Regions from separate parts of the Mus musculus genome. Here all the other regions are linked to region 2. A link is a loop called in an ENCODE intact Hi-C map of the cell type or tissue named here. Cell type or tissue: left cerebral cortex. All regions are shown on one strand. Links, peaks and the distances in the headings refer to the core of each region. The heading gives the core; the rest is flanking DNA.

Evidence for each region. Hi-C counts contacts between places; a loop is a spot of excess contacts. Peaks named below come from ENCODE experiments on the same cell type or tissue, not always from the same donor. Only the 100,000 strongest peaks of a DNase experiment are listed, where the experiment ranks them.
Region 1: a loop joins it to region 2, with 2.0 times the contacts of the local background. A loop is called at or near these places in 6 of 42 quality-filtered maps.
Region 3: it touches region 2 in a loop (2.3-fold over the local background); 8 of 42 quality-filtered maps call a loop at or near these places.

What each region holds. Positions count from the first base shown.
Region 1 is chr15:80,874,286-80,884,159 of GRCm38, reverse strand. It overlaps Tnrc6b (trinucleotide repeat containing 6b), which reads right to left. Exons shown (of 25, transcript NM_144812.3): 7 at 7,499-7,843; 8 at 2,954-5,293; 9 at 1,058-1,216. Among named protein-coding and RNA genes, the nearest start is that of Mir5113, 61 kb to the left of the region's middle. In left cerebral cortex, for the core only: a CTCF peak has its summit at 7,733; DNase peaks (open chromatin) are centred at 7,689 and 9,085.
Region 2 is chr15:80,793,597-80,803,470 of GRCm38, reverse strand. The region is part of intron 4 of Tnrc6b (trinucleotide repeat containing 6b); the gene reads right to left. Among named protein-coding and RNA genes, the nearest start is that of Tnrc6b, 87 kb to the right of the region's middle. In left cerebral cortex, for the core only: a CTCF peak has its summit at 4,838; DNase peaks (open chromatin) are centred at 3,999, 4,261, 4,925, 5,502 and 2 more places; H3K4me3 peaks cover 3,283 bases; H3K27ac peaks cover 3,054 bases.
Region 3 is chr15:80,863,448-80,873,321 of GRCm38, reverse strand. Tnrc6b (trinucleotide repeat containing 6b) reads right to left here. Exons shown (of 25, transcript NM_144812.3): 6 at 8,916-8,937. Among named protein-coding and RNA genes, the nearest start is that of Mir5113, 72 kb to the left of the region's middle. In left cerebral cortex, for the core only: CTCF peaks have their summits at 760 (motif pointing right) and 2,743 (motif pointing right); no DNase peak of the experiment used is centred there.

The DNA.
Region 1 (9,874 bases), core at 4,698-9,697, 78 kb before region 2:
AACAGAGAGATTTCTTGCAAATGCAGCATTTGAATATCTTTGCAGTTTTGTCTGTTCCATCTACACACAAGGCAAATGAATTACTCATAAAGAGAGCAGACAACAGACCTTACAATCAAGATCTTTGGACTGCTTCTATAGTTCTTCCGGGAACCAAGGAGATAAGTGTTTCAAAACTCAAAAATCTCATCCCTATTCTAAGAAATTTCAAAACTGGGTAGTGGTGCACACCTGTAATCCCAGCACTTGGGAAACTAAGGCAGGAAGATTACCATGAATCTGAGGCCAGTATCAACTATTTCAGACACTATTCAGACTATTTCAACAAAAATTGTGTCTATGTGAATGAGTGAATATGAATGTTGCATTTCATTGATAAGAAAATGGTTGCCCTTAGTGAGCATGGCAGCTGAGTGTCAAGTCTTTCTTTAGACTCCAAAATGCAGGCATTTCAAGTAGGTATGACCAAAACACAACGGTCTACCTTGGTTGGGATGAAGCAGAAATAAAAATGGGAATTAAAAACCACAAGGCCACCGGATGGCAGCAGTACATGCCTGTTAATCCTTGGACTTGGATCTCTGAGTTCGAGGCCAGCTTGGTTCTAGGACGGCCAAGGCTACACAGAAAGACTCTGTCTTAAAAAACCAACCAACCAACCAACCAACAAAAAACCCCCACAAGGCAATGGAAACTTGAAGCTTATTAGGTCCATAAACGTATTTGAAATGCATTAGGTACTGAGAAGGATCCTAGATGTGGCTTTGATAAGAAAGGAGGAAAAATGTAGAGGGCAGATGGAGAAGAAAAGACAGATAGGACAACTAGAGAGGAAGGCGCTGGAGACCAGTCTCCAGTCGGTTCTACTACCACACCCTTTTAACAAATATTGTTACTATGAAACTTGCAAGAAAACATTCATTTCCCTCCAAAAATACTGTATGGATCTGGATTTGCCTTCATGTAGAGTAGGGAGCTGGGAGTGGCTTTTCTCTGTACTACTTCCAATGACCAGGCCTATGAGACAAGTTGCCACTTGCAAACCAAGTCTACTTACTGGGTTTCATGGCATTGGGAGCGTTGGCAGGTGTGTTTCCCCAGCCTGTGGTTGATGCTCCTGCATCATCCATTTCACCCCACCCAGGACTGCTTTCATTTGGCTCACCCCAGGCTGAAGTCCCATTATCTGGAGCAGGTGGTGTGCTTTTGCTCCAGACTGCAAAAAAGAAATGTGTGTCTTTAAGGATCCATTGAATACTTTACTTAAGATCCAGTGGAGTGAAGGAGGCAGGCACAGTTATACTTTCTTGGGAGAAACAAATTCAATCTTCATGGAGAGCATTTGGTTAAGTCACTTTCCAAAGTTCCAATGTACATGACTTCTGACCCAGTAAACTCACTGCCAGGAAAATTTACCCTAAAAAAATGTACTGAAGTAATGAAATTATATGTACAGCAGTAGTCACTGTATTACTCTAGAAAAAAAATGGAATCAATTTCAATATCAGAAGGAGATGGAGCATATCAAGTGTGGATAAAGTATAACTTAAATATCTACCAGAGGAGACAGACAAAATTGAGTTCATAAAATGAGCTCCATATGAAACAATTAAGCAAAAGAACTGTCTGTGCTACAGAAAGTGTAATATATATGAAAAGAAAGATGACAGAGCTACAGGACTACTGCCTGCCTACCAGGGAAAGGCCCTGGGATCCACTTTCAGGCTCCCTGACTCTTCCCCACTAAAAAAGCTGAGAAAAAAAAAGGTAAGATGAACATTGCAGAAGTATAAGCCTTCCCTGTTAAGAAGATTTAAAGCTTAGGTATATCTGTGATCCATAAGAGCAAGGCTTATGAAGGAAACAAACTTCCACGCATTACAGTGGGAAGCCCCAGAGGCTGGAGGCTCATCCACTGTCCTTTGCTTTCCTGTACAGTTTGGAGAGTTTTCTCTGAACACAGGATCTTAAAGCACGAGGAAGTGTGACTCTGGATAAGCAGTTAAGAGTAGCCTCTATTTTTGTCCTCACTTTTTTTTTAAATACTAAAAAAAAAGAGCTAGTTAAAAACAGTCACTTTGCACATTAATTAGTGTTCCTAATTATTCTACTTTGAATGCTGGAAAACTTAACATTATGATTAATTTTAAATAAAACCAAAAATAATCTAATAACCCTGAAAGGTGCATTTTCTTAATTGGTGAGTCTTTTTTACAGGGACATTTATGCCAAACTGAGAAGAGAATTAAGCACTGTTGTAACAGTTGACTTTTGGGTATCTGACTGTCCTTAGAACATCTTTGTACGCATACTGCCTGCTACAGTCAACAATGAAGTCACTTGGAACGAGGTGGGAATGTAGCCTGAGTTAGAGCACTTGCTTAGCATGCTCAAATCTCTGGGTTTCAGCCCTAACTCTAGAAAAATAAAATAAGTTTGGAGACCCCAACTGTCCAGATACCAGCTGGATACAGCGTTGTGACAGTCTCAGGAAGAACACCAGAGTGCTCTCCTTTGCAGAGAAAGAGAAGCACAAGGGGAGGCGGCTGTTTCATAGGTAGAGCCAGGAAGGAAAGAAAGCCAGTCTTTTTCTACCTTGGTTCTTTATTTTTAAACCTAGAGTAGTTTGTTCTGCAAGACATAAGCTTATTTGGTGACTTTTTTTTTTGTTGTTGTTGTTATTTTAAAAATTATACAGGCCAATATAATTGCAGAAAAATAATTACGGCTACCAAGAGTGTTATCATCTTTTCCTTGTACCAAGAAATGACACTGTAATGTATGAGAGCAGGTGCCATCTCCAGTGCACCACAGAAAGGTTCTCAGAGCAAGAAAGCTGGAACTGGAGGAACGATTCTCAGAGTAAGTTAAATAGATGCACCTTGACAGATAGGGTGTAGACCAGGATTTCTTTTATTTCACTAGGACCTATGAGAAAAGAGTTGGTACCTACCTGATGCTGATTTCCCGGTCATTGGGGTAGGCAGGTTTGGTTCTCGAGGTGCTGGGCCCCCTTGAGAATTCTTATCCCAAAGGTTCACATTCTTGTAGTTATAACTGTTAGGGTCTCCCCAAGCTGAAGTGCCATCATCAATGTCCATTTTCCGACTAATTGACTGTGGGGATGGCTCCTCCCAACCACTGGGTTCATCATCCTTAGGGGTTGTAGGCTGGGGTCCACTGCTCCAGTTGGAATTAGAAGGTCGAACATTGCCTTGAGGTGGCGGGGGTGGGCCTCCCCATGAACCAGAAGCCTCTGGCTGTGGTGGCGGTGGCTGCTGCTGCTGTTGGTGTTGTTTATTCCAGGAATTGGGCTGTCTGCCTGTCTCATTCCATGCAGGGGATCTTTTGCAATCTTCCCACCCACCTTTTGATGCTAGGTTTGTATTCCCACCATTACCCCAAGTTCCAATTTCATTCTGTCCTCCTTCACCCCACCCAGACACAGGCTTATTGGCAGAACTTTCCCAATTATTATTTTTCACTTGATCCACCTCCTCGCCCCAACCATTCTTCCCAGAAGTCCATCCTTGGTTGGGTTGGCGCCCACCTCCCCACCCCTGATCCTTACAAGAACTCTCATTCCAAGAGGAAGGTGTCTTTTCATCTGCTCGGCCTCCTCCCCAGTTAGAAGAGTTGTTGTTCTTATAGTCATTCCAGCCTCCTGTGCTCTTGGGGTCTTTCCACTCTGTCGAGGCTGAGAGCTCCCCCCATCCAGACTTCATTTGATTGCTTTGGCTGGGTGCATCTCCCCAGCCCCCTGAGTTCTTGGTCTGTGTGGCAGCGCTCTCCCACCCCTCAGTTCCTTTGTCAGATTTCCCCTCAGGCCTTGGCACCTCTTCAATATCCCACACTGTGTCCTGCTTAATTTGAGTTTGGCCCCAGCCAGTGTTTGAGAGCACCCTAGGGTCCAAATCAGTCCGGCTCAAAAGAGTCTGCAAGACAGCCTGGCAATCAGGATGCGTGGGCCTATATGACCGACGACCAGAATTATGACTGTCACTACTTCCTGCTTTGTGGTTGCTTCCAGTGCTTTGACCTCCAACTTCACTTCCTGCGGAGCTGGAAGATCTTCCCCAACAGGGAGCCTGGGCATTGCCTTGGTTTTCAGGGAGGGGGTGGCCCTTTTGATTGTCCCATGCTCCAGTGCTAGAATTTGGTTGGTTTGGACCACTCCATTCTCCAATTTTCAACTCATCAGACCCAGTCGGCTGTTTCCATTCTCCCTGAGAGACCCCAGATGTCATTTTGTTCCCTTCACCCCATTTGTTGTCATTATTGTCCTGAGGGCCAAAGTTCCAGGACCCACCCGTAGACCTGTTATTGTTGTCCCAAGAGTCACTTTTTGACCCAGTTGGTTTTGGAACAGAAGCTCCTTTCCAGGAGTCCTCTCTGTCTTTTCCATTGTTCCCATTATTTCCAGAATTGCTTTGTCCAGAGACTGTGTCAGTTCCAGAAGGCCCCCTAGCTGCACCCCAAGACCCAACACTCCCAGTCTTTCGATCTCCAGTGCTTTGTGAAGGGGCATCAGTGCTCCTGGAGGTGTTCCCCAAGCCCATTCCAAAGGGCATTCCCTTATTTTCCATGGGGTTTGGTGAACTTAAGTTCAAGGAGTTAGTGTTTCCATTTTTTGGTCCATCAGTGTTATGAATTTGAGCCTGTTCTCTGCCAGAGACAACAAAATTAACACCCGCATTTTCCATCTTTGACTGCTGTTCCCTGGATGCCTGACCTACTGTGCTAACTTGTGCACTGGAACTACTACTTTCTGTTTCCAATGCCCCTTTTCTAGAAGTCCCTTCTTGGACCAATGCTGGCCAGGCAGATGGGTTGCTATTTGGGTTAAAGTTGCTGAAGCCAGAGCCAGGTCCAATTCTATCCTGACCACTCGTGCTCCTCCAGTTTCCTAGTCCATTGTTGCTATCTGAAGTAGAGTTGGGAGGTTGAACAGACTTAGCCTTGGGGTCAGATTTCCAGACCCCAAGATTACATTCGTTCCCAGAACTTGCAGCCTGGCATTGGCTCCCTTTGCCTTTGTTACTAGTGGTGCTTCCTGGCAGACTGCTCTTCTCAGAGCCAGGGTTCGAGGCACTGTTGTTATCGGTGGTGTTTTCGGAAGAAGATTCAGTGTCTTTGCTGGCAATACAAGGCCACTCTTCCATGTCAGACCCGTCTACAATCACCTTGTCCCAGATGTGAATTGGGTTGGGGGAGGCGCCGCTGTTGGAGGAGGCTCCCGGGCCCCAAGTGGAATTTGCATAATTTGAAGCAGCAGCACCTCCAAGGGTTGACTCTGGGAAAGAGATAATCTGTTAACCACAGCTGTACATCCGTATCATCAACACCTGGGGCTCTGACTGCTTCTGGAAAGCTTAGTGCATCCCCTAGACTAGCTTGTTTACCTAGTTGATTTTCTTGAGTGATTTTAGTACAGTATCTAACTGTGTATCCCATGCCATAGTGCCAGTGTGGAGGTCAGAGGACAATTTGTTCTCCTTCTACCATATGAGTCTTAGGGACTAAAATTTAGGTCATCAGGCCTGTGAGGAGATGCTAGAGTTTCCTCTTTGTCACTAGCTAGTGCTGCATGTGCAACATCCAACTCTGTATCCACTCTCAAAGCTACCTATTTGCCATTCTTACTGAAACAGAAGGACCTTCTTGTATCCTGAGAAAATGCAACAAGCCATGCTATGTTTCTTTAATCTATTCTAACACTCAAGGCTGGAGCGGTTTTTCTAAAATACCCCTTTGGTTCCATTACTGCTCTCTGAGAGTGTTTAACAATTCCCTAGTGCACAGAAAAACAAAACCCGTTGGTTAGCTTCATTAAGATGTTCTATGACCTAAGGCCAACCAGTCTTCCCAGTTCTACCTGTTATAACTTTCTACAAAGATGTCTACAGTCTTACTCTGGGCACCATTCAAGACTGGCACCTGCCGTTTTCTCCCCAACTCCACACAGTGAAATATATTCATCTTTTTAGACATACCTCAAGTGCCACTTTATCTAGGCAGCTACTTCTGAGCTTGTCAACTGAAAAACTGTCTGTCGCTAGGAACTGTCGGAGCTATTTCCTCAAATGGTAGCCTCTGTTCCCGTCCTTCCTTCCCCACACTGTGCTTTTCACTGTGAGCCTATCTTGCTAACGTGTGAATTCCACAGACTGGCCGGTGCATTCTGCTCAGTAAGCCTTCTCTGAATGTCCCTTAGCTAGCTCCTGAGATACTGGAGTATGCATCGGATAGGCTTAGACTCCCAAGGGGATTAAATATGATAAATCAGTACTGCACAGCATAGAGTTAAAAAAATTAGCATATCTAGTGTATATGAGGGGAAAATAATGTGTTTTAATGAAAAAATTTTCTAATTTCTGCATTAACCAATTTTTAATTAATACACATTAAAAACAACACATATAAAATGAGGAAGCACAGAATCCTAACACCTCGAGACTATGCTGGTCTTTCCTATGCTTGATGATATTCAAAGTCTAGTTGTTTTTCTTTAAAATTTGTTTTTTACTTATTTGTATGTGTGCTATGCGGTACATAAGGAGGTCAGAGGACAACTTCTGGGAGTCAGTCCTTTCTTTCCGCTATGGGTGGGGCTCAGGCATCAAGTCTGGTGGTCACCACCTTTGCCTGTTCATCTCTCTCTAGCTCTCTAGCTTAAGCTCAAAGTTTTAATAGAACCTAAAAAGGCACATTAGTTTTTAAAAAGGGACTGGAAACTCTTTGCTACTTAAACTCTTGGTGGCACATGATCTCACAAACCTGAGGCAGGAGGATCATGGGCCTGACACTAACCTAGGCTATACCTGAGATCCTGTTTCAAAAGATAAGACAGAAAAAACTCTCAAGACTTCTAATGAAACTTCTTAAGCAAACTCCCTCATGTGTATATTGCAATGTCTAGCACCGTTCAAAATCCAGGGTTCTAAAGTTAAACACTAATTTAAAAAAAAACAAAAACCCTAGTTTAAAAACGCCTTTAATCCCTGCACTTGGTAGGCAGAGACAGGTGGATTTCTGAGTTCGAGGCCAGCCTGTTCTACAAAGTGAGTTCCAAGATAGCCAGGGCTACACAGAGAAACTCTGTCTCGAAAAAACAAAAACAAAAAAAAAAAAAAACAAAACAAACAAACAAACAAACAAACAAAAAAACAAAAAAACCCCAAAAAACTAATAGAATGGTATTAGTATCATCTGGTATTCTCTGAAGAATCTATACAATACAACATCTTAAGCGACCATTCTGGAAGCATAGGATTCTGGAAGATTTAGAAAAAGCCCCATGCCAGTCTCACTTCCAGAACACAGCTGAGGAATGACACAATCTATGCTTTCATGTCAAGACAGCACAACCCAGCTTAGAGAAGGGTCCATGCAAATTTTATGTTGGGGCCCTCTCCCATCTGCTGTGCGGTACTATCTCTGCATTAACAATTGATACCAGGAAACAAAACAAAGGATCGCTCTCCTGCTGGGGGCTTACCTGGTGCAGTCCCACTCTCACTCTGCAGCAGCGCTCCTGTCACTTGTGCGTTGTTGTTGGGGTTTGCTCCAGGTGCTGTGCAGGGAGGAGGCCCCGCCCCACCCCCGAGGAGCATGCAGGACGGTGGAGGGGGCTGCCCACGTTTTAGTAACACTTTATGGTCCTGCTGGCAACGGAATCGCGGTGGCACCTCCCGAGGCATGTAGCGGGCGGCGCTTGGCGGTTGTCCGTTCGGCACTGCCACCCTTTTGGCATTGTTGCCACCATTGACTGGTGGCGATGGAGAGCTGCCAATTGGGCTGGCGGCCGTTGGTTGGCTTAAACTTGGTTTCGTCACTTCGGGCACTGAAAGACAGGAATTGGGAAAGTCTTTTAAATTAAAAGTCTGTTTTTAAGAAAGCTTACATTTTGTTCTCAAAGGACAGGCTTTTTAAAATTCCTGTAGAATGTTCACTTTACTAGGGTAGGAGTGGTGGTGGTAACAGGTGACTGATTAATAATCAAAAATAGCATGTCTTATTTAAATGGGGAAAATAAGCCACCACCGCTCACTGCACCAAATCCTTGATGGTTGTAGCCAAGTACTCAAGGCGCAGAGGACGTTCCCTTCCTCTAATTTCTTAATTAAAAAAAAAAAAAGTATTTATTTACATTTACTTTTTTCTTCTTTCACCAAGACAGGGTTTCTTTATGTAGTTCTGGCTGCCCTCCAACTCAGAGATCCGCCTGCCTCTGCATCTCAAGTGCTAGGATTACAGGCACCACAGCAGGTTCTGTATTTACTTTTTTGTCCTGTGTACACATGCTGGGGTAGGACAGCCTGGGGGAGGTGGCTCTTTCTAATGTGCGGGTCTGGGACATAGGCTGTCAGCTTTTGCAGCAGGTGTCTTTACTCTCTGAGCTACTTTATAGACAATCATCGTATTTCATTGAAGTCCTTTGGGAACTCTTTCTCAAGTTCCTGCCTAGGCACAAGAAGCACATGTTCTCACAACATACTGAATATAGTTAAAGTCTCTACTTACAGACCTCTCTCTCATTGGCCTTAAGCTCCTCGAGAACAGAAACTACCGTTCAATCTGCTCCCTTTAGAACACACACAGAACTGGCTCCCACAGAGGACTACAGGCCTAGAGAATCACAATATTCCACAGGACTTTGGTTGCTCTAGCCACTTGGACACAAAGGTTTGTCTGTGACTGTTTACATAACAAAAATATGAGGAATCGTTTAGCTTTTACTTATAAGATATCTGCCTTAGCTCTTTCATCGATATAAAATGTCAAATAGTACAGAAATGTGCACAGCTATCCTGAAATCACTACACCCTGGGGGACCTGCTGCTCCCCACCTCACCCTGCCTGCAGAGGTTCCTGCTCTCTACTTCCTGTCACCATCTTAGCAAAAGACTACCACCGTGTGTTTCTCTATTATAAACTCAGTACTTATGCTTGAACAATAATTTTGAATACTTTCATGAAAAAAAAAATCATCCATTCCTCCCAAGAAAATCTGCCCAGCACACTGAGACTGGCAATACTACAGGAATAATCTGAGGCCCGAATTCCTGCCAAACAACTCTGGTAGCAGTATTGCTTTGACTGCTGAAATGATGCTGGGCCAGCATGTTGCCATTTAACTGCCTCCTTTATGAGGAGAGAGATACATCATCAGAAAACAGGGGCCCAGACTAGCCACCACTGGCCACTACTGAATACTGTGAGTGACAGGAGAAAAGAATAGTTGGCTCAAGTAACTTCCAGGCAACTCATATGTCGTCTATTCTTAGCCAATCACAAGACAGTACTGGCCTCCCAGTAAAAGGGTGATGACTGTAATGTGATGACGAGCAGAATAAAGACTTAAACCAGTCATTGTCTAATATTAACATAGTACTGTCTGCAGAACACATAGCAGATGATGGACAAATAACTAGTAAATATTTGTTTCTGGAATATTCCACATGTCATTTACTAATTGTCTTTTCTCTTATGAGAATAAAGCTGGGTGGAATCTTCCTAGCTAGTTTGTGATGTTGCCCTTCTACAAATGAGTTAGGCACTCTATGTAAAGTTGGCCACATGCCTTAACACTCTTTCTTAAATAAGACGGTGACACCACAGTCTAATGAGAGTAAACTCTCTGACTAACTTTATAATACACACACCTGCTTCAACCCCAAACTCTGGTCGGTGCTGTACATTGTGCCAGAATCCTTGTACAACCCGTTGTGGCATTTTCTCCCAGTCATATCAAAGACAGGACGGATATGGCAAGGAGAACACAGCTCCACTACCTTTCTTCTGACACGGTGGTGGATCTAGATCAGGTGGATCAGGTGCTGAAAATTCTGGGGCTTTGTTAGAGAAGCTAACT
Region 2 (9,874 bases), core at 2,339-7,338:
ACCCTTACACTAGGTCTAGCTCAAATAATTACAATAACAAGTAAACAAACAAAAACCAAGCCAGAATCTGTCTCCATGAGGATGCTACAGCAGCTGCCTCTAAACCTTCGCTCCTCCTACCTTACCTCTGTGCCATTGTGCCCTGCACTCAGATCCATTTAATCATGAGTGCTTCCTCTTGGTTCAAGCCCTGGGAACAGAACAGGAGGCAGGTTTCTCTATACTTACTGTTCTGGAAAAGGTTAATTTGTGTATAGGGTTCCATCCACAAGTAGTATGTAATTATACTCAGTGAAATGATTAAGGGGAATTTAAAAAGTAAAAGCAAGGAATGTTACAGAGTAACTAGGAAGGCAACTGAGGTCCTAAGGCTCTCAGAGATAACTCTAAAGGTTTAAAGAGATTCTGCAGGGCTATTGAAAACAAAGGGGAAAGATTACCATGTCAAACCTTAAATGAAAACCTCTAGAACAGCAGTTGTCAACCTGTGGGATGAGATCCCTCCGGGGTGTGTGTGTGTGTGTGTGTGTGTGTGTGTGTGTGTGTGTGTGAGAGTATGTGTGTCTCAAATAACCTTTTCACTGAGGTCACCTAAGATCATCTGAAAACACAGTTATTTACATTACAATTCTTAATGGCAACAAAATTACAGTTATGAAGTAGCAATAAACTAATTTTGTGGTTGGGGGTTACCACAACATGAGGAACTGTATTAAAGGATTGCAGCATTACGAAGTCCACTGCTCTAGGACTATCAGAAAAAAAAATTACTATTCAACCCCAGATTATCAGTAAAGGAAATTATAGAATTTCGTCCTATACACAACCCAAGGCTATTTATTAGTCACCACAGTCACCAGATATCGAGTATTCCCACAAAAACCAAGTGGCTGGCTGTTCAGAGTGAATAGTGGGTCAAAATTCTTAGATTCTCTTAGCATGTACATCAGAATATAATGAATGATTGCTGAAGAAATAAATAAATAAAAGAAGGAAGAGAACATTTAACCCTCAACATAAACATGGGTTAAATCCCTCTTTAGGCCAAGTGACTTCAATTCTCTCCAGCCACTCTGTGGTCTAATCATAAGAAGGAGGTGAGACAAGGGGGATTAGACTAAACCCAGGAACAATACTATACTAGGAAACAATTAGCTTATGGTGTTACCTCTTAACCAATGCTCAAAGATCCCATCTTGAAATAGTAAATTCCACTTAAAGTCTAATATCTAAATGATGACTAAAAACTAACAAAGGGGAGTGATTATTTGAGTTCTCCAGATAAGGGCTCTCAATGAAAACACTTGGGGCATCTCTGTGGCCAGGTGCTTGCTCTGAATGCTCCACATACAACCAGGTTTAGTAACCTTACTAGTAGAGAGGAACAAAGGATGGTCTATAGTCACCTGTGTCACTTAACCAAAGTAAATTCACCCCTATAAAAGATAAATTTCTCTCAACTTCTCAGTCCTGGGTAGTCTGTGGGGTGAGGGTTATTCCATCACTATTACTGTTCAGCCTACACGGTAAGCCCTGACCTGCTCACATTTCAGCATCTGGTAAAGACAGAGTTGGAGAAGTCTTGGCTTCAATTTCCAGAAGTTTCTTTTTTAAAGGACTGTCCTAGCAGTGATAGCAAATAGCAAAAGGCCACTCAGCTACATTTGCACATCTATCAAAGAAGCCAAGGCTTTGTGCAGACCAGATGGAAGGCCAGACAAACTTCTGATAAACATTATCAAAGGCTGTGATGGTTCAGTGGTGAGCCTAAGACATCTCTTGAGAGAAAGAGGGGGGGGAGAGAAGAGAGGAGAGGAGAGGAGAGGAGAGGAGAGGAGAGGAGAGGAGAGGAGAGGAGAGGAGAGGAGAGGAGAGGAGAGGAGAGGAGAGGAGAATGACTTACAGTTTCAGGCCACAAGTAGCATAAGGAGACAAATGAATGGAGGTGGGGCTTAAGAATTATGTTTACTTTTTCTAGTGAGACCCTTCCTCTGCGTACATCGTGTCATTTAAAACATATAACCACAATATTTGAGTTCTAATACAACTGGGGTTTGCTCCTCATACCAAACACATCTTTAAAGTTTTTAACCCGACAATTCATACTATGAGCAGGAAACCTTAAAGACACAGGGATGTAGTACTTAGTCATTTGCGCACTCGTGTGCTACTCATTTATTTGCTCTGAATTATCACAATTTGGTGAGAGTAAGAATTGGCTCCGAAAAAACTTGGACCCAAAATGGCAGCTGAGCTTTAAAACCTCCCCAGAGCACCATGCTCACCCTTCAAGAGAGTGGGTCTTGTTTATCTCACCTCTGCACTGTCTCTGGGAAAGGGTCCCCACTATACCCTGTCGGTGCCTCTGATGGCATTCTGCTAATATGCTTAATATCATTCTCCTCTCTGCCCAGGGGAGCGGGCACTGCTCTGGCTCCTCTCTGCAAGAGGGAATAAACCTGCCATTCACGTGTTTACAGTCCACAAAAAGCAGCAGAAGGCAAAACATGGCAAGCTGAGTTTTTTCTCATCTTCAGCCACAACTTAGGAAACAGGGGTAAAATGAATCACCCAGCAAGTGACGCTCCAAATGACTGCTTTCATTTTCAGAGAAAACAACAACAAGAACCAGCTCTAATTTTCCTCAGACCCAGCACAATGCAACCCTTCCTGTCACTGAGGTGAATTCTACTAATCCAAACTGTAAAGATATTTCAGGGTCAAGTGTGTCTTCCTGTTTAATGTAATGTTACCAATTCCTCTCACACAAAAGCTGAATTTATGTCACCATAAAATTTACATGGAATCCTTTAGCACTCCAGGCACTTCTCTGCTTATAGCCATTACTAATATAACAACAACATTACTTTAAAAAATAATAAAATGATGGCTCTTCTGAGACAGAAGACTAATTATCCTTACGTATTCAAATGGAAAGTCTTTTTGTTAAATTAGCGTGAAAAGTCCCTTCATCTACACACAATTGGCCCAAAGAAACAGGCCATTTTCAGCACGAGAGGCCAACCCATTTTAACAGTGAATAAAGCTTTTGAAAGCACTACACACCCTCTTCCACACTGTCAAAATTTTCAAATTGGTCCAGCAGTTTCCCCATTTTATTTTTTGAACACTTTAAGGCCCAGCTGGTTAGCATATCATAATTAGATTAATTAAAAGGGAAACAACAACAAAAAAAAACCCCAAAAACCCCTTCTGATCAAAATTATTCCATTTATGCTTAATTAGCTTTAATCCAAGTCTACACATTTAATGGGGATATGACCGTTTGCATATTTTAAATGTCTTTTCTAAACTATACTTTGTAGCAGACTTAGAAGAATGGTATCTTTCTCTTGCCAATATGCCACAGCACAAATCAAAGGGGACACAAATTAGGAGAAGAGAGGAAAGAAAACAAGGCTTCTCAGAGCCAAGGATCTGCCGGGGGAGGGGGAGGGGTTTTGTCAGGGGTGGGGGTAATTTACCCGCCACATCACAAACTACAGTCTTTTCAGCACACAGAGCGAGAGGCATTACATCACACTCTCACAATGATAGGGGGAGGCGGCCCTGAGAAAGCAAGTTTTCGGCTTTCTTTCCAGCCTGCTCGCAGGCTTCAAGAATCCTGCATTAGGAGTAATGGAATTTAACTTGAGGAACCGCACTTTCAGGGTTACTAACAATCACACAGACACTCGATTTTATGATCCCAAATGACCACTTTACAACAAATATATGTCCAAAAGGCACACATCGAACACTCAGCTGGTATTGAAAATCTAACATTAAACAAAATATTTTATTTCATGTGAAATGGAGACCAATGTACACGAAGAACTGGTAAAGAAACAATTTCTAAACAGAGTAAAGAGCCATTTATATCTTTAAAATAATCGTGTTTACAAGACAGTCCTACCATTTGGTTGAAGCCACGATCAAAATAAAAGCGCATCTGGCTGCACATTTGAGAACACACACTGGGACCCAGTGCAAAGGAGCGCGCGCAGAAGAGAGGGGTGAGCCACATACTGCCTGCATTTCAAGAAGGGGAATTTAGAACCCCAAACCTGGTGTGTTCAGTAACCCGCTGGCCCTATTTTAAAATGTATCTCACTCTAGGCTCTTCACAGCTCCAGGAAGGATAGCCTGGTCTGCGAGAGAGAGAGAGAGAGAGAGAGAGAGAGAGAGAGAGAGAGAGAGAGAGAGAGAGAGAGAGAGAAGCTTTCCCATTCTAGGGCTAGTCCTCCCTGATCCTTTGTCGGCCTTAGCAGCGGAAAGAATGCAAACCCATTTATATTTATGCAAATTTTTGCAGCAGATTTAAGGGGGGGAGGGAGAGGCTTGTGTTTTTAAAAAAACCTCTTTCTAAATATCAAATTTCAATTACTCACAGCTTCGTTTATTTGCACGATAGAAACGATAAAAAGCTACATATAAACTAAAAGTGCAATTAAATTACTTCAAAATTTAAATATTTTACCAAGTCTTTTCCATTTCTAAAATGCTGAACCAAAAGTACATCCCGAGTATGATTTACAGATTCGCCAACTGTCTGAAGCCAGTCTCCATGCTAGAGAAATGTCGATTTGCAACACCACTAGTGCAAACGGTTAGACACGATCCATATAAATCAATTGGTTTTTAAAAATTGAAAATATTTACCAACCTCATAAAGTGCAGCAGTGCTTAAATCCAGCAAATTGAGGCATACAAGGTAGAAATGGAAATGAAAAAAGGTCCAAAAAATGAATTCTTTTTGTCTATCTGTATTTTGTATTTTAAATATTCAGAAACCAGCAGAGACTCTGTCGGCCATTTTGGCTTGAACTAACTCTCTCGCTCACTCTCCCTCCTGCTCTCTCTCTCCCCCTCTGTCTCTAAAGGAAGCAGCTTTTTGTGACCTTCAAATAGAGGCGGATCACGTGACTTCGGGTAGGTTTGTCAATCAGGAAAGGGGAGGGAGCTGGAGTCGAAGCTGCCTTAAAGCGAAAGCAGCCCCTTTCCACCGGCTTTCATTTGTGCTATGCTGTTACTTATACTCCCGCCTACAGATACTGCATGTGAAAGCGGCAACACCATAAGGGTAACAGATGAACAAAATAGAAAAACCTTTATTGGTTTATAGAAATATGCTCAGTTGCTAACGATGCTTGCAGATCCTGGATCTGATTTTGGCTTCCTTGCTAGTTATTCTCTAGATGTTTGGGCAAGAACAGACTGGCAAACTGCTCTTTAAAAGGGGGCTTAAACAAAGCTTTACCTAAACAAAAAGAGAATTTAGTTTTTAAATTAAAACGAAACAGGACACAGCTGATTTCTAGCTACCTCTAAAATACACAAAAAGACAGGAAGTTACTCTACCCACTCATAAACTGTGTGTCAGTTCAGGGAGGTTAAGCAGCACCTGATATCTGAACGCTCAGCAAAGGGAGAGCGGGAGAGCCTGAACTTGGCGCCTATTGTGTGAGTACAGCACTCCGTAGCCTCTCCCCCAAACCTAAGTAAAGACTAAGCCAGGGCTTCACCACTGGATTCCTCCAGGCTGGGCAGCTCTGAGTCATCTTTAATCCCTTCTCTGCTGAGGAAGGCGCTCAGAGACTAGGCACTCAATTAAAGCCTTCCTGCGGCCCTAGTCCCTCCTCCTCAGAGACATCTTCACTGGGCTTGAAGTATAAATCCAGCCCCCAATCCTCATCCCAGCCCCACCCCCACCCCGTCTCTGTTTTGGCAGGTGTGCAGTGGAGATGGGAAGTCATGATACCTTAGTTTATTTGTTTCTTTCTTCCGTAAAAATTTTTTTGTTATGTACATATAAGTGTTTTGCCTGCATTTGTCTGTGTGAGTATGATGGATCCCCTGGAATTGGAATTACAGACAGTTGTGAGCTGCTGTAGTTATGGGTTCTGGGAATTGGACACAGGTCCTCTGCAAAAGTAGCCAGTGCTCAAACTACTGACCCTGGTTTCTTTGCCTTCCTGGCTCTGTTCATTTTATTCTGGTTCAGTTAGTCACCAGGCAGGAGTGGTGGTGCACGCTGCTAATCCCAGTATAAGGAGCAGATGGATCTCTGTTCTACGTATAGCAAGTTCCAGGTAAGCCAGAGATACCATGTGACCCTGCCCCAAAAAGTCACTCACTACCAAAACAAGCAAGCGTCTTTTTTTTTTTTTTTTTTTTTTGGTTTTTCGAGACAGGGTTTCTCTGTATAGTCCTGGCTGTCCTGGAACTCACTCTGTAGACCAGGCTGGCCTCGAACTCAGAAATCCGCCTGCCTCTGCCTCCCAAGTGCTGGGATTAAAGGCACGCCCGGCAAGCAAGCATCTTTTGAGCCTCCCATTCCAAGCCAGGCCTTCTTGCTAAATTCCTAGTACACATTTTATTACTGCAGTGTTTCGTTTTATGACAGAAACTGCTTAATGTTGGTCTTTCCCTAAAAACATTCAACTGTCTTCCCCATCTTCAGTAAGGTGTTACACTGAACTCCAAATAGCAGCTGAATGAATTTATCAATGAAATCACCTAGCGCTCTACTCAGAAGAGCTGGGCTAAACAGAAATAACAAACAAATATAAGTACTTTAGGGGAATGAATGCCAGAAATCTCCAGGAATCCCTATCCATTCTATCTATTTTAAGGATTCTTTCCAGACATAAAGAAGCAGAAATAGTAAGCTGGCCAAGGTGCTTCTCCCAAACAAACTAGGCTGAGTGGCCAGTCAGCAGAGAACCAAGGGCTCTAAAGGCAGGCTTGCCTTGCAAAAGAATCTGTTAAATCCATCGAAACGCTAAGTGTTTTGTCTTTCTGGCTTTTAATGCCTTTACGCTATGCCCCTCCACTTTTCCACTCAGAAAAGAACAGGAAAGGAGCTGCTTCCGGGCAAGCAGAGACACTGCCCAGTCAGTCTGGCAGTTCGGATGCTCTGTGGTGTAAAGGGCTTCCACTGTCCGCACTGCACTGAGAAGGGTGCAGAGACCTGGACTGACAGCAGATTCAGGCAGAGGCAGGAGACTCCCAGGCTGGAAACTCAGAACATTAGTCTATTTCTATCCTTCCAGTACCTTCCAGATGAGTTACAGAAACCTTAATGTGCTCAATAAGTGAAAACCCGACTACACAGCCACCTTGTTTCAATTTGTGATGGTCACAAATTATTAGTCTGCTGTCTCTATCCTCCGAGGTACAGTATTCTTATACAGATCTCTAAATCTGTTTCCTGTCTTATTTACTACGACATAGAGCTTCTTCCACTGTTCCCTCTTATAACCTTTCTTCTCACCTGACCAATGTTTATACAACCTAGGTCTACAGATATATTGTTATATAGAACATATGCTGGTGGGGAACACCTATAATTCCAACATTCAGGAGTTCAAGGCCAGCCTCTGGCAACACAATGAATCTGAGGCCAGCCTGTGTTACATGAACTCTGTCTCAAAAAACAAAACAAAACAAAACAAAACAAAAAAGGGCTGAGAGGAGAGTTCTGTCTGTCAGTAATTCGCCATCCATAATCACCCATGTGAAAACAGCACCTGACCAGTAGAGGCCGGCCACTAGCCTCCACATCCACTGGCACGTGCATCAACACACCCATAAGAAATAAAAAGTATGCAAATAAAATGATTGATAATAGATCATGAAAAATATTTTAAAATAATTCTTTGGTATAATTGTAACATCGCTGTTTATTATAAAAATAAATACTCATACTAATGAGATTCGTGTGCTTACTTATTTTTACATGAATTAAATCTTGCCTAAATATTTGATACTGCAGGACATGGGGAACCTTTAATATTTTCAGAGCTGATCAATATTTTGATTTTATAATCACCAACACTGAGAATACTGCTTCTCATAGACACATAGTACAAAATGGCAGAGATGCATTTAGGGCCATTTTAGAAACTCTTAGAATTCTCTTCTAATTCAAGCCAAAATTCATTCAAAGATATATATTATTAACAGCGACTTAAACAGCAATCTTTAAAATCTAACAATACAATCCAGAGATACACCAATTTATAGTTAATGCTGAAGAATGACATAGGAAGATAATGCTAAGTCTTTGTTTTCCATAATTAAACCATTATGTTCCTATAAGAGTTCAACAGTTTGTATGAAAGGAAAAACACTGCCATCAGAACATACAATAGTCTTGAGTCTGAGCCAAGGTGTTTCAGGCAACATCTGCTGGCACTGTACTGTGTGAAAGCCTGTGTAGTGCAAAGTGCATGTGCTGTGTGTTCAGCAGCAGGGCTACAGGGAAGCCCTATGATGGGCATAGGTGAGGGCTGCTGCAAGCACGTCACATTCATTATGCATTTGATTTTTGAATCAATTTTTAGTCATTCTGCATACAGAAATGTTTTACCTCTGCCCAGTATTTTTACAACCCTCCCATTCAGGTATACAAGACCACAGTCCACAGAGTCGAGAAGCTGGGGCTTGGCACTGAAGAAACGGATCAGTGGTTAAGAGCAGTTGCTGCTTTTCCAGAGGGCCTCGACTTGAGTCCTAGCACCTACAGGACAGCTCACAGCCATTTGCAACTCCAGTTCCAGATGGTCCCACACCTTTTTCTGGCTTCCATACATGATTCACAGATGTACATGGAGGCAAAACACCCATACACATAAAAAGTAATATAATAATTTTAAAAAGAAGCTAGTGCCTAGCACACACGAGACCCTGGATTCAATAACTATTACCTACAGCACATATCTGCAGCAGAGAGAAATAAAAAGATCTAAAAGCCAGCTGGAGTTACATAGCTACACAGTCCTGTCAGAAATTATGAAGGGAAAGAGATTTAATTTAATGGATGTAGGGAAAATACAAAATATTAAAAATCAACTAAAGAAAAATTAAGGCACTCACTGTGCTAAAGCACAAAAGTAATACTAGCACCTAAAAGGAAGAAGGGATTAAAGGCCAATTTCAGGATCACAGAGTTCAAAGTCAGAACAGGCAATGGGAAGACCCTGACTCACAACAAACAAGCAGAACAAAACAGCAGCAAAAGAATCCAGCAAAAGTCCTAGATTATTATCAATTAAATCAGTTGCTTTTAGCCAAAGAATTTCAGAATCAAAATTCTAAAAATTCTTTTAAAATATGAGAGCAATAATAAATCAAATCAAGAATTTATACAGAACGTGTCTCTTATTGTTTCTGTAACATGGGACAGAGCCTTCAAAGTCTGCAAACACAAGGACCATGGACCTAAGCAGTCTTAAGCTGCACTGGGAGATATGGAGTGAGATTTGTTTCCAGCTCTCCCTGCCTTCTTATTGAGAACACACCCTTGATCAGTGCTTCTCAACTTGTGGGTTATAACCCCTTTGGCAATCCTCTATCTCCAAAAATACACTATGATTCATAACAGTAGCAAAATTACAGTTATTAAGTAGCAACTAAAATAATTTTATGGCTGGGGGTCAGCACCACATGAGGAACTGTATTAAGGGACTGCAGCATTAGGAAGGCTGAGAACCCACTGCTCTAGGGTAAAAGCCATTTGCTTCCGTTACCACTTTCCAGATCTGCCACAGCCCCTAAATAGTGCTATCTTCCTCCAACTTTCCTTAGCATGCCTGAGATCCCGGGCTCAGTCTTCTAGACTGCTACAGAAGTCAGGAAACTAGAAAGGGACCAAGAGGAGGGGAGGAAAGATTTTAAGGTAGAAGTGACCATAGAACACATATGAACGGGAATTATGGGAAGTGTTAAGAGGGGCTAGTGGTGGGAAGGAAGGGAAGAGAAAAGGATATCTAACACTAGGGATATTTGGAAAAGCCATAGGTCCAAAGAGATGATTTAGTGGTTAAGAGCACTGGCTACTCTTGCAGAGGACCTGGGATCAGTTTCCAGC
Region 3 (9,874 bases), core at 72-5,071, 72 kb before region 2:
ATGCTTTAAAATAAACAGTCTCTGTCTCACAGGAAATGAAAACACTGTAAAATACGATGTGTCCTATTTTCTAATTTCTACTCAAGCACCTTTAAAAGCTACACTATTGACTCAGGCTTTCCCACTCCCACTCTGTTAACTTCCACCATACTTCTACACTCTCTTACTTTGCTTTTCAACTTCTAATTGTCCTCATTTCTGAAAGTGGAAGCAAGGTGCCAGTTTTGTTTTTTTGTTCTTCTTCAGGAAAAGTGTTCTTTAAGAAGTGTCTGAACTTGGCAAGCTTCTACATTTGTGCAGGAGACCAAACAACTGCACAGCACAGGACCATTACAAGCTACCAGGTCCTTCAGCTTGTTTTGTAAAATGACTTCAAATGTTTTTATTTTTGTAATTTTTTATTATTGTTTCTTGTTTGTAGAACATGATTTTAATATTTTCAACTGTTAATATTCAACAAACAATAATTAAGATATATTTCATTGCTATATCTCCCTTTTCATTTCTGATTTTATTAATTTGGGTACTGTCTCTGTGCTCTCTGGATAGTCTGGCTAAGGGTTTACCTTATCTTGTTGATTTTCTCAAAGAACCAGCTCCTGGTTTTGTTGATTCTTTATATAGTTCTTTTTGTTTCTATTTGGTTAATTTCACCCCTGACTTTGTTCCTAACCTCTACTCCTCTTGGGTGTATTTGCTTCTTTTTGTTATAGAGCTCTTAAAACAAAAAATTATTTAGTATATGTAAGTACACTGCAGCTGTCTTCAGACACACCAGAAGAGGGCATCAGATCTCATTACAGATGGTTGTGAGCCACCATGTGGTTGCTGGGATTTGAACTCAGGACCTCTGGAAGACTAGTCAGTGCTCTTAACCGCTGAGCCATCGTTCTAGCGCTTTCAGGTGTGCTGTCAAGCTGCTAGTATAAGCTCTCTTGTTTCTTTTCTTTTTCTTTTTGAACGCACTTAGAGATATGAGTTTTCCTTTTACCACTGCTTTCACTGTGTTCCATACGTTTGGTATGATGAGTCTTCATTTTCATTAAATTTTAAAAAGCCTTTAATTTCTCTCTTAATTTCTTCCTTTACCAAGTTATCATTGAGTAGAGAGAGCAATGTTCAGCTTCCATGTGTATGTGTGTTTTCTGTTGTTTTTGTTGGTATTTAAGACCAGCCTTAGTATGTGGTGATCTGATTGGGTGCATGGGATTAATTCCATGTTCTTGTATCTGTTGAGGCCTGTTTTATGACCAATTCTATGGCCAATTTTGGAGAAAGTACCATGATGTGCTGAGCAGAAGGTATATTCTTTTGCTTTTGGATGAAATGTTCTATAAATAACTGTTAGATCCATTTGGTTCATAACTTCTGTTAATTTCACTGTGTCTCTGTTTAGTTTCTGTTTCTATGATCTGTCCATTGCTGAGAGTTGGGTGTTGAAGTCTCCCACTATTATTGTGTGAGGGTGTGATGTGTGCTTTGAGCTTTAGAAAAGTTTCTTTTATGAATGTGGATGCCCTTGCATTTGGAGCATAGATGTTCAGATTTGAGAGTTCATCTTGGTAAATTTTTCCTTTGACCAGTATGAAATGTCCTTCCTTAACTTTTTTGATAACTTTTGGTTGAAAGTTGATTTTATTCAATATTAGAATGGCTACTCCAGCTTGTTTCTTAGAACAATTTGCTTGGAAAATTGTTCTTCAACCTTTTACTCTGAGGTAGTGTCTGTCTTTGTCACCGAGGTGCATTTCCTGTACGCAGCAAAATGCTTGGTCCTGTTTACATATTCAGTCTGTTAGTCTATGTCATTTTATTGGGGAATTGAGTCCATTGATATTAAAGAGATATTAAAGATAGTTAAGAGATATTAAAGAAAAGTGATTGTTACTTCCTGTTATTTTTGTTGTCAGAGGTGGAATTATGTTTGTGTGGCTATCTTCTTTTGGGTTTGTTGAAAGCAGATACTTTCTTGCTTTTTCTAGGGTGCAGTTTCCCTCCTTGTATTGGTGTTTTCTATCTATTATCCTTTGTAGGGCTAGATCTATGGAAAGATATTGTGTAAATTTGGTTTTGTCATAGAATATCTTGTTTGTTTTTTTTTTTTGTCTATGATAATTGAGAATTTTGCTGGACATAGTAGTCTGGGTTGGCATTTTGTTCTCTTAGGGTCTGTATGACTTCTGCCCAGGATCTTCTAGCTTTCATAGTCTCTGGTGAGAAGTCTGGTATAGTTCTGATAGGTCTGCTTTTATATGTTACTTGTTCTTTTTCACTTTTTCGCTTTTAATATTCTTTCTTTGTTTTGTGCATTTGGTGTTTTGATTATTATGTAACAGGAGGAATTTCTTTACTGGTCCATTCTATTTGGAGTTCTGTAGGCTTTTTGTATGTTCATGGGCATATCTTTATTTAGGTTAGGGAAGTTTTCATCTATAATTTTGTTGAAGATATTTACTGGCCGTTTAAGTTGGAAATTTTTGCTCTCTTCTATACCTATTATCCTTAGGTTTCCTCGTCTCATTGTGTCTTGAATTTCCTGGATGTTTTGGGTTAGGGGCCTTTTGCTTTTTGTATTTTGACTATTGTGTCAATGTTTTCTATGGTATCTTTTGCACCTAAGATTCTCTTTTCTATCTCTTGTATTCTGTTGGTAATGTTTGCATCTATGACTCCTAATCTCTTTCCTAGGTTTTCTTTTTTAAAAGATTTATTTATTTATTATAATTTATTTATTTATTATATGTAAGTACACTGTAGCTGTTTTCAGACACACCAGAAGAGGGCATCAGATTTCATTATGGATGGTTGTGAGCCAGCATGTGGTTGCTGGGATTTGAACTTAAGACCTTTAGAAGAGCAGTCAGTGCTCTTAACTGCTAAGCCATCTCTCCAGCCCCTTTCCTAGATTTTCTAACTCCAGGGTTGTCTCCCTTTGTGATTTCTTTATTGTTTTTATTACCACTTTGAGATCTTGGATGGTTTTGTTCATTTCCTTTGCCTGTTTGTGTTTTCCTGTAATTCTTTAAGGGATTTTTGTTGTTGTTGTTTCCTCTTTAAGGGCTTCTAGCTGTTTACCTGTGTTCTCCTGTAGCTCTTTAAGGGAGTCATTATGTCCTTCTTAAAGTCCTCTATCACCATCATGAGAAGTGATTTTAGATCCATATCTTGTTTTTCCAGTGTGATGGTGTATCCAGGACTTGCTTTGGTGGGAGAATTGGGTTCTGATGATGCCAAGTAACCTTGGTTTCTGTTGCTTACGTTCTTGTGCTTGCCTCCCGCCATCTGATATCTCTAGTGCTACCTGCCCTTGTTATATCTGACTGAAGCCTGTCCTTCCTGTGGTTCCAGTTCAGCTGTCTCTGTGATCCTGAGATCCTGGTGTGACCAAGCTCTTGGGATCCTGTTAGTCTGTGATCCTGGGCATGTTAGAGCACCTGGGAGTGGGGCCTCCTCTGGGTGTTGTGGGACTGGCTACGGAGCTCTCACTCAGGGTCTGCTCAGGGCACTGGCCCAGACTGGAAGGTTCCTTTATCTTAATGGGACCAAACACACACGCACACACCCTTTTCATCTACATATACTTGTAAGAGGGCTAGGGATATAGTTCTGTGGTGAGCAAGAGGCTCTAGATTCAATCCCCAGTACTAGAAAACCAAAACTAAAACTAAGCAAAACCAGTTAAAACCTTAGGAAATATACTATTTTAGGATGACAACTTAGAAATCTCAAAGACTGACCTATGCACAGGTGACTAGCCCATATTATGTGATTCTCAGTGCTGCCTACCACTGTCTCTACTTCTTCACCTTCTACTCACACACTGGCTTCTGCACTCACCATCTCCCTCCTGCAGTCACCAATGTCTTCACTGCCAGCCTAGAGGGCATCTGGCACTGGCCGTCATGCCTGCAGCCCCTGACTACTGGTTCTTCTGAGATTCACTCTGCCTAGCTCTTCAGTCTTCCCTCATTCCCTTTGGGGTCCTCCACACTGTGGAGCAAGGGTTAAACAGTGGATGTTTAGCACTCAATGGACATAAGGTTTCGGTTTCAACAAATCAACTGGGTACTAGGAGAGTGAAAGCAGCCATAGAAAGCGGCTGTGGTTCAAGACTTTACTTAAGGACAGTGAGCCAGCAATTTTATATTCTCAGACACTGTTCTTTAAAATACTAAAAAACAAAAACAAAAACAAAACAAGCAAACAAACAAACCTAAAGAATTCTTTTTGCTCTTTTTGCTTACAGGTAGCATAAAAATAAGCAGGTCAGATTTGGTGTGTAGGACATTAGCGGCTTCTGCTTTTTTTTTTTTTTTAAAGATTTATTATTTATTATATGTAAGTACACTGTAGCTGTCCTCAGACACACCAGAAGAGGGCATCAGATCTCATTACGGATGGTTGTGAGCCACCATGTGGTTTCTGGGATTTGAACTCTGGACCTTTGGAAGAGCAGTCGGGTGCTCTTACCCACTGAGCCATCTCACCAGCCCCACAGCTTCTGCTTTTAAACATCCTTTTAGTTACAACTCCAAAATAGCAGCTAATTTGGCCATTAGCTACTATGGATGTACATACCACACGCGAAACAGGGTTTTATTCTGAAGTTTTATTTAGACCAGTTTCCAACTCATAACCATCTTCCCAGCTGAGTCTCTCAAGTGCTGGGTGGGATAACAGGTACAAGTCACCACACCTGGCATTGAGTTTATGTCTACTTTTTAGAAAATTACACACTTAATCATTTAAAATTTAATCATTTGTGGGGCCTGCCTACTGCTAACATTGAGTTACTTGGGAACAAACTTCTTCAAAGGCTTTCACTATTGGTAATTGTTTGCCAAACCATTATCTCCACCTTGGGTCTCTTTTATCCTTTCCCTTCCCCTCAAACTTGTTCCCCAGCCCTAAGCTCCATTATCTCATAGCACAATGAAGGCATCACTCAGCTTGGTAGAGCTATTTAGGACATCTGTCCTCACCCACACTCACACGACTCCCCAGGACCCCAGAGCCGAACTCGCCTCCCTCCTCTTTATCAGCAGTTCTATCCAGGCTGTCCATTCTCCTTCCCTCCCACAGGAAAACTCTGTGCTCGTTTGTCTCCGTGCATGCTTTATGACAGCTCATACTCATTCATCTCACAGATACCAGCTTTCTCTACTGCCCTATTTATTTGTATGTGTATACAATATTGATGTGAGAGAGATCATATAGGCATGTACATGCCACAAAGCGAGTAGACGTCAGAGGACAACCTCTGAGTTTGCTTTCTCCTTCCATCATAAACCTAGGGATCAAACCTAGACCCTCAAGCTTGAATGGCGGGAACTTTCACCACTGATTCATCTCACTGGCCCTGGTTCCATTTCCAACCAAATGTCCCCACCTATTAGAACACACAAACTCCTCTAGTGTAGGGGCCCTGCAGGTAGGCTAAATTATCTGAGCCACTGTCATCCACTCACTATGTATGTTTCTTGGAATAAGCTCAGAAGCTAGTGTAGTAAAATGACTTACAATCCCAGACATGCTGATGGGAAATGCTTTCCTTCCAATGTGAGCCAATGAAGTATGGGGCAAGGCTATGATTTAATGCTTTGAACCATAGTATCTAAAAACTGATCCACTGAGCTGCAAGTTTTCCCACTTCTTTGACTCAGAGTTGGTATTTTTGGGGTCAAAGTAAGCCTCACTGAAAACAAAAACAAAGTGGGTATTTCCTGTGGACATGTTCAATTCTAGCTACCAGAGCCCCATCTGAGGATCCCCAGTTAGGAAGACATGAAAGCTACACAACCCATGTATTTAAACCTGTCTGAAATGATAAATTCCTTGGCTGACATGACCCAATCCGTGCGTGGTCCCCTTCCATACTGATGTCTATTACAGACCTGTAATTCTCACCCTGGATACTTTCTAGCAACTAAAGGTCACATTAGTATTTAGTCATTTCATTGCATACTGATAGCTTTCATTAAGCCAACCATTATCCTATAGCACTCGTCAACAAGGCTAAACTGCAATGGCCAAATTCTGCTATTATGTAGTTTGTGTAATTGGGGCTTTTTAACGTTAGCTTAACTCCCCCCCCCCCCCCCCCCGTTAAGTTTCATCATGCTATTGCATGATTCTGGAAACCATTTTTGCTTCTGCCTAATATCCATAAAAGAGAATCTAAACTTTTGCCTAAGTCCCTATTCTTCCTTTTAACTGAGTAGTAGGCACCGTGCATGCTCATAGAACTTCCAGTTGAAACCCTTACCCCCATCTCCATCCTACTTTCCTCTCTGGAATTCTGACCTGCACTGGCTGGTTTTGTGTCAACTTGACACAAGCTGGAGAAGATGGAACCTCAGTGAGGAAATGGCTCCATGAGATCCAGCTGTAAGGCATTTCCTCAATTAGTGATCATTGGGAGAGGGCCCAGCCTATTGTGGGTGGGGCCATCCCTGGGCTGGTGGTCCTGGGTTGTATCAGGTAGGCTAAGCAAGCTATGAGGAGCAAGCCAGTAAGCAGCACCCCTTCATGGCCTCTACATCAGCTCTTGACTCTAGGTTCCTGCCCTGTGTGAGTGATGAATATGGACGTGTAAGCTGAATAAAGTCTTTCCTCGTCAACTTGCTTTTTGGTTATGGCGTTTTGTTACAGCGATAAAAATCCTAACTAAGATATCACCATACTGTTTGTAATGGTGGAAGATAAAGGAAGAACATATAACCAATCTACTGCTTTTCTGAAATACAGAAAAATCTTACTTCAGTCCTTGTATAACCCAAGACTTGGCACCAACACAGTCTTTTCTTTTTTCTCTGCTGGGGAAAGAGTAGATTCATAGTTAAGGGGAGATCTCTTAAGGAAGATAACTATTGCTGGGGAGAGGACATGACCAGAAATGTCAGTTCAGGGAAAAGAATGAGGAGGAGAATGCCCAATAGACAAAGATTTGACCAAGAAAAAAAATAAACCTCAAGGCTGGTGAGTATAACACACCTCAAATTATAAATATGTATATGCTTTTTCTTCTTTTAAATTCCTGTCTTCTCCTTGGAGACCTGAGCTACATACACCCTCAGCTCCTTTAGGATTATCTGACTTGATTTTCTGATGGAGGGAGTAGGAAGAGTAAGGAGACAGGGAAGTGAATTTCATCTACAATGGACATGAAAATGACCAAAGTAGAAAGCAGTGCACAGAAAGGAAAGCTTGATTTCTCTTTCTTTCCTTCCTTCCTTCTTCTCTCTCTCTCTCTCTCTCTCTCTCTCTCTCTCTCTCTCTCTCTCTCTCTCTCTCACAGACTTTGGTATAAGATAGACTAATTTGTTTGAGAACAGATGTGGAATTTATTTTATTTGAGAAAGAATGTCTAATGAACTTTGTTTTCTGATGGAAACACCACTGGTCATGACTTAAGTAGCCAGGCTTAGGACCCCAAATTCTACCATGGTCTCCATGTTGTACCAACACAGAGCCTGCCTTGTCAAGAAAACACCAATTTTCCCACCCAAGAGTCCTTTAATAGGCCAGTAGCACATGCCCGTAACTCCAGTCCGCAGGCAGCAGAGACAGGATGATCACTGTAAGGTCAACACCAAGAGGTTCAGATTAGCTATAGCTAGATACTGAAATTCTGTTTGTCTCTATCTTTCTCTGGTATGTGTACTCATACATGTGTCCACACGCGCATACACACAAACTCCTGTAAATATTTAGTTCCAAGTCCATTTGCATAGTCTATTTCTAAATAGGCTTAGAAAAGAATGAATTTGCTGGGACTTTCCTAAAAGAAAGCCTACTTGTGGGTTGTGAACTGGCTGAACTGGACAAGAGAAGAACACTCTCCTCCAAACCAATTAAGATAATTATAACAACAATTTCTCAGTTTAAAATCACTACAAAGTCCCGGGGCACAATCTTCTTTGAAATACCTTTGAGTAGAAATACAATAATACACTAATGTGTAATCATCTAACAATTTATTTTCGTAATTTTATTTCCTAAGAAAGCTATCAGAGATGAAACATCTATGAAGACTGCCTGCCTTTACTGATCCTTCGATCTATCACCGAATGACATGCTTTGGCCTGTTGTCAAACTGACCAAATCAAAACCAAACTCATCATTAGAAGGACCCGAATCAAGTCCAAGGCTCTATTATTCTTATCTGATTTTTTTTTCTTTTTAAATACAGGGCAAAGGTTTTCATGTCATGTGTCCTCTCGTCAAGGTCTGGCAGCAGCCTGGGCTTGTGCACTCTGACAACTCTGTATATTATTCTAATATATACCTAATTGAGAACCACATATTAAGGTGCTCAATATAAGTATTATCTAAAGGAATTCTATCTCCCACTCTTAAGGCCTGTTAACTCAAAGTGACCATTATCAAATAAACTACATAACAAAACCAGGAAAGCAGAAAGAACCACAGAACAGACTAACTATTACACTGAGAAAGACCTAAGGGTCACTTGCTTCTCTTGGTAACACTCCAGTTTTTCAAGCAGAGTTAACTTATTCAAAATCTGGCATCTTTTAAAAACGAACACTCCAGGCTGTAGAGTGTGAACATTCTAGATGTGACATTCCATTTTCAGACAAAATGCATAATGTATCCCATGGACCAAGACTGGGAAGTGCTCTTGTAATTTCCATCTGAAACTAGTTGATAATTTGTTACTGTTCTACTAATCAAAATCATGATTCACACACTTTTAAAACAAAGTATTTAATCTTTTGTTTCCTAAAAATGTAAGGCCAACTAGAAACACAGTTCCAAGTGCTTTTAGTCTGTCATTCCTGCTCTGCAGTGACTGCAGACAACCCACCGTGATTACTGCACACCCACTCTCCTGAGTGGACACAGGCTGAGTCAGCAGCACTGTGAAGTCTACACACAGAGAAGGGAAATCTTACCTTTGGTTTTTTGTTCCGTGACCTGCAAAAGAAATAACAGACATAAATAAATAAAATTTGCTTTTTAGTTCAGTACTGTATTGTACAATCATTTTAATTTTACTAACTCAGGCAATCTAAGTTGTCAGTATACGCAGGCTTAGTTGAAATCCCAAAACAGCTGGGAGTCAATTCAGACATCCTTCTTGAGCTGTTCAGCCATACTCACACACCTAGGATTTGGAGGAAATCTAAATTAAAACAACAACAGCCACCACCATTCCACTCCCTAAATGATATAGACCCTGTATTGGAAATGTTGTTAGCCATTTTGATTGCTCTAATTTTAGAAAGTCAAATAGATGTGGCCAGAAACTCAATTCACCATAAATACAAAAACCCCTCCTGAGTATGAACTCAAGTACTTCTGAGAGCAAACCTAAAAAGCCTGAGGGACTCATCATGAATTTCAGTTGCAAACAGAGATCTCAAACCAAGCCCGTGTGACTCAGTTACTCACTTACTCGGTAGAGACAGTCATCTCTCCTAACAGGGTTTTGTTTGGTTAAGGGTAAATCAGATAGCAATCCCAAAGTTCAACTGAAATCTGCTGTCATCATCAAAATGTATGCCATAAAGCAGAGTGGTTAGACTGAACTGGGCAAAATTTGAACAAAATTTTATGAATGCTTTATTAAAGAAAGTACTTCTTTATGTCATAACTAAGATTTTATGAAAACCTCTTAACATGATGGGTGGCTAAATATAGTAATGAACTTGAGGGTAGGGGGTTGAAAATCTTTTGAAGCCAGATGGAAATTGCTTCTGATATTTCTATAGGGTGGGGGGGCAACAAAACTGAGATACTCAGCAAATACTCCTTATAATACAAAACCACAAAAGAAAAACATCTCGAAGCAGGTAAGCCAGACTCCTAGCTGTGGATGGGATACAGCATTAAGACTATGAAACTCTGACCC